Linked DNA regions of Homo sapiens: region 2 is linked to region 1. A link is an interaction called in ENCODE POLR2A ChIA-PET data of the cell type or tissue named here. Cell type or tissue: PC-3. All regions are shown on one strand. Region 1 holds the start of CEND1 (cell cycle exit and neuronal differentiation 1). Region 2 has its middle 1.6 kb from the start of IFITM5.

Region 1 (2,500 bases):
CACCCCACCACCTCCTGTCCCCACGGCCACCTCCCTCCCCACAGGGATGTCCCCTTCTCTGTGGTGTACTTCCCGCTCTTTGCCAACCTGAACCAGCTGGGCCGCCCGGCGTCCGAGGAGAAGTCGCCTTTCTACGTGTCCTTCCTGGCCGGCTGTGTGGCTGGGAGTGCCGCCGCTGTGGCCGTCAACCCCTGTGATGGTCAGTGCATGGGATGGCGCCCGGCTGGGGATGGGGCGGGACTGAGCCCTTGGCCAGGCTCACACTGACCCGAGCGCCCCTTGCAGTGGTGAAGACGCGGCTCCAGTCACTTCAGCGAGGCGTCAACGAGGACACCTACTCTGGGATCCTGGACTGTGCCAGGTGGGGAGGTCCCACGGCGGGTGGGGCCTGGGGGCCTGCGTACCGGGCTGACCCTTTCGTCCTTCCTCCACAGGAAGATCCTGCGGCACGAGGGCCCCTCGGCCTTCCTGAAGGGCGCCTACTGCCGCGCGCTGGTCATCGCGCCCCTTTTCGGCATCGCACAGGTGGTCTACTTCCTGGGCATCGCGGAGTCCCTGCTGGGGCTGCTGCAGGACCCCCAGGCCTGAGCCCAGCACCCGCTCCACCCCAGCCAGCTGGGCAGGGCCGGTGTGGGGCTGGAGCCAGGCAGCTAGCCCAGGACGGAGCAAGGGAAGACCCCTCCCCAGCCCTCCCGTCGGCAGGGGCAGCAGGGGGCAGGGTGCAGGGTCCACATAGGTGGTGCACACGCAAGCCCCCCGGGGTGCTGCCTGCACCGTTGGGATCAATGTCTCATTTATGTAGAAAATGCAGAAATCTTTACATTCCTCAAGCTAGCCCCTGCCCCAATCCTGCCCTGGCCTGAACACCCCCAGGGACAGAGCTGGTCTCTGGGCTGGGGGCCCCCGGGCCTGGGCCGGGCAGGCTGGACCATACCCCCAGTCCACCAGCTCCAGTCTCCACAGCCATCCTGGCCCACACAGGCACCCCACACAAACCTATTTATTGAATCTGCTGGACCCAAGCGGCTCTCCAGCCCTTCCGTCCTTCCCCAGCCGCTCTTGTCGCCTTGGCAGGACTTGACTCTGCCTCCCTGGCCAGCCTTGCAAGAGGACTGGGGTCTCCTGCCCTCTCTGTTGAGCCAGGAATCCCAAGTGAGGGGTTGCCCTGAGGTCTGACTCTTGGGGCAAGCCCGCCACCCACTGTGGGACTTTCTGGTGGGCTCCTCAGCTCCCACCCCAGGCTGGGGCCCAGATTGTGAGGTCTGTGTGCATGTGTGTGTGTATGTGTGTGTGCATGCGTGTGTGTGTTGTGGGGATCTGGCCTGGCCCTTGGGGATGGGGCTGCTGGGGACTGCCCCCCTTCCCGCCGTGGCCAGGCGCTCTGTGTGCTGTGTGTGCCCCAGGCTCTGTTGACCCCGTCCAGGAACTAACTTACCCAGCTTGGTCTCTCCTGAGTCCTCCACCCTGGCCTGGGATTGGCCAGGGAGCAGGGCGGGCATTGGGACCAGTGTGGAGCCTGAGGGTGCCTGCCCTGCTCTGGAGGGAGGGCCAGGAGCTGCCACACCCCCAAGTCCTCTCAGGGCCCACCCTCCTTTTTCAGCCTCTGCATAAGGCCCCTGGGTACACTGCAGAAGCCCCATCCTTCCCGCCTCCGGGCATAAGGCCCCTGACCACACTTCAGAAGCCCCATCCCCCCTGCCACCGGGCGATCCCTGCTGTGAGCCGAAGCTCTCCCTGCCCCGCCCTGGCCATGTGATCGTGTTGGTGACAGACCCTGATGTGCTGGTGCTGTGTCCCCAAAACCGGGGCCCTCCACAGAGGCCCCTTCCCAGCGACACTACCTGGGGCTCAGGCCTGGACCCCCCCAGTTCACGGTTGCTCCTGGGAGCTGCCCCTCCCGTCACATCAGAACCTTGGAAGCTGCTGCTGCTGCTTACAGAATTATATTTTTTTCTTTTGAAGAGTTTTAAGAAGTTGTAACTTTTTGTGTCTTGTCATGTCAGAGAATAAATAAATATTCTAAGTAGATGCTGCTGTCTGTCTGGGGGTCTGTTTGGGGGCGGGGGAGGGCAGTCCCCTCTTCCCATAACTGGCTCCCTTCAGACTGCAGGGCTAGGCCTGCGCACCCACCCACCGACCCCTCACCCACCGACCCGTCACCCACCGACCAAGGGGCACCCTGGCCTAGAGGGGATGCTGAGCGGGACCCGCCTCCTGCCTCTGGCAGTCCCAGATGGGACTTGGACCCCGCAGTTGCTCTCTCGGACCCTAAGTTTCTACCCCTGGATCTAAGGCGGAGCTGGGTTTGCGGATCCCACGGTTCCCGGCGGGGCGGGGCCCGGTCGCCCCTCCCCCTCCCCGCCCTCCTGCGCCGGGAGCAGTGCATTGTGGGAAACTCCCGAGCTCTCCTCCGCGTTCGCAGCCGCCGTCATCCCGCGGAGGAGCGCGCAGCCCCGGGGAGGCCGGAGGACGCGTAAGGCGGGGGGCTCCCGGCGGGCGG
Region 2 (2,500 bases), 490 kb after region 1:
TTTGTCACCCAGGCTGGAGTGCAATGGCACGATCTGATCTTGGCTCACTGCAACCTCCGCCTCCCGGGTTCAAGCGATTCTCCTGCCTCAGCCTCCTGAGTAGCTGGAATTTCAGGCACCCACCACCACGCCTGGCTAATTTTTGTATTTTTAGTAGAGATGGGGTTTCACCATGTTGGTCAGGGTGGTCACGAACTCCTGACCTCATGATTCACCCGCCTCGGCCTCCCAAAGTGCTGAGACTACAGGCGTGAGCCACCTCGCCTGGCCCTTTTTTTTTTTTTTTTTTTTTTTTTTGAGATGGAGTTTTGCTCTTGTTGCCCAGGCTGGAGTGCAATGGCGCGATCTCGGTTCACCGCAACCTCCGCCTCCTGGGTTCAAGTGATTCTCATGCCTCAGCCTCCTGAGTAGCTGGGATTACAGGCATGCGCCACCACGCCTGGCTAATTTTGTATTTTTAGTACAGACGGGGCTTCTCCATGTTGGTCACGCTGGTCTCGAACTCCTGACCTTGTGATCTGCCCGCCTTGGCCTCCCAAAGTGCTGGGATTACAGGCATGAGCCACCGCACCCGGCCACAATCTTGATCTTAACCTGAACACTCCTTTTCTACCAATCCCAAGTCTTTAGACAAGCTCAACCAATTGTCAACAAGAAAATGTTTAAACTCACCTATAGCCTGGAACACCGCTGCCCCTCCCCCCACCCCCCCCACCCCCAGCTTTGTGTTGTCCCGCCTTTCTGGACCAAACCAATGTATTTCTTAAATGTATTTGATTGATACCTCATGTCTCCCTAAAATGTATAAAACCAAGCTGTGCCCTGAGCCCCTTGGGTATATGTTCTCAGGACCTCCTGAGGGCCGCACCACAGGCCATGGTCACTCATATTTGGCTCAGAATAAATCTCTTCAAATATTTCGCAGAGTTGGACTCTTTTCGTTGACACTTGTATTGATCTATGTCTTTGCCTGCAACTTCTGTCTCCCTACAATGTATAAAACCAAGCTGTAGCCCAGCCACCTTTGGCACGTTTGCTGGAACTCTGGAGGCTGTATCATGAGCCGTGGTCAGTCATATTCGGCGTAGGACAAACCTCTTTAAATACTTTACAGAGTTAGCTTTTTTCATCCTGACCAACATGGTGAAACCCCGTCTCGACTGCAAATACAAAAACTAGCCGGGCGTGGTGGCGGGAGCCCGTAGTGCCAGCGGCTCGGGAGGCTGAGGCAGGAGAATCGCTTGAACCCGGGAGGCGGAGGTTGCCGTGAGCCAAAATCACGCCACTGCACTCCAGCCTGGGCGACAGAGTGAGACTCTGTCTCACAAAAAAAAAAAAAAAAACAAAAACAAAAGAAAAAAAGTCACCCCTCTGCTCACTGAGGTGAATGCATATATCTGGTTGCCTCCTTTGGAGAAGCAAGTCAGAAACTCAAAAGAATGCAACCTTTGTCTCTTATCTACCTGCGACCGGGAAGCGCCTCCCCACTTCGAGTCTTCCCTGCCTTGCTTTGCATTGTCCTGCCTTTCCAGACTGAACCAATGTTCATCTTACATATGTTGACTGATGTCTCCTGTGTCCCTAGAATGTATAAAACCAAACTGTGCTCCGACCACCTTGGGTACAGATCCTCAGGAGCTCCAGAGGCTGTCACAGGCACATCCTCAATCTTGGCAAAATAATCTAAATTAACCGAGACCTGTCTCAGATATTTGGGGTTCACAGGCTCAAGCACAGCAGCAAGGAACCCCCCACCCAACCATCCCCTGCAGGTGGCGAGTGTGCGTCCTGGAGGAGGGAGGGCAGCTTGGTCCTGGGCACTCAGGAGTGTGGCCGACTGGGAGACGGGGAAGCTGAGCCTTCTGGCCCGGTGCAGTTGCCACCACTGCTCCGGGGAAGGCTTGGCAGAGGAGGTTGGGAGGGAGGATCCAGGGTCTATTGTTGGCACGTGGGTGGAGGTCCACAGAGCAGGAGTTGCGTGTGTGTGTCCAGAGCTGGGGACCAAGCCAATGTCTTTGGGGGGAAGTCTGGGCTGAAGACATAAATGTGAGTCGTCAGCACACACAGGCATCTACAGCCAGAGACAAGACTGGGGCGGACCTTGAGCCCTAAACAGGACCACTCACCACAGACATTCTGGGATCAGGGAGGGCAGCCGAGGAGGCTGAGGGGAGTGTCCACCACAGGAGCCCACAGGCTCCCTGCATCCCGACACCAGTGTTAACAGCTGTTGCTGGTCCCTGGGGGTTCCCCTGCCGGCTCCTAACAGGCTGCACCCCCTGGCTTTCCCCCCATGTGGTTCTCTCCTTCTCTCTCGCGCCCTCCTCCGACAGCCGCCCTCCCTGTCCCCCTTGCAGGGATGCCTGCGCTCCTAGGGCCTGGCGCTGGTGCTCTGAGAGTGTTAGGGGCAGAGTTGAGTTCTGGGAATGAAGGGGCTGCAGTTTCAGCAGCTCTGGTTCTGAGGAGGGGGCTCCTGTACATCCCTGAATTATGAGGCCCA

What was found. ChIA-PET counts read pairs that join two places held together with the same protein. Peaks named below come from ENCODE experiments on the same cell type or tissue, not always from the same donor. Only the 100,000 strongest peaks of a DNase experiment are listed, where the experiment ranks them.
Region 2: POLR2A ChIA-PET joins it to region 1 with 11 read pairs; 2 of 35 experiments call an interaction of 5 or more read pairs at or near these places.

Annotation. Positions count from the first base shown.
Region 1 is chr11:790,003-792,502 of GRCh38, reverse strand. CEND1 (cell cycle exit and neuronal differentiation 1) reads left to right here and starts at 2,413. Exons shown (of 2, transcript NM_016564.4): 1 at 2,413-2,473. SLC25A22 (solute carrier family 25 member 22) reads left to right here. Exons shown (of 10, transcript NM_001191061.2): 8 at 45-199; 9 at 286-361; 10 at 435-2,028. The coding sequence ends at 588. RefSeq lists a silencer at 2,273-2,500. In PC-3, no CTCF peak of the experiment used is centred here; no DNase peak of the experiment used is centred here.
Region 2 is chr11:299,883-302,382 of GRCh38, reverse strand. No RefSeq gene overlaps it. Among named protein-coding and RNA genes, the nearest start is that of IFITM5, 1.6 kb to the right of the region's middle. In PC-3, no CTCF peak of the experiment used is centred here; no DNase peak of the experiment used is centred here.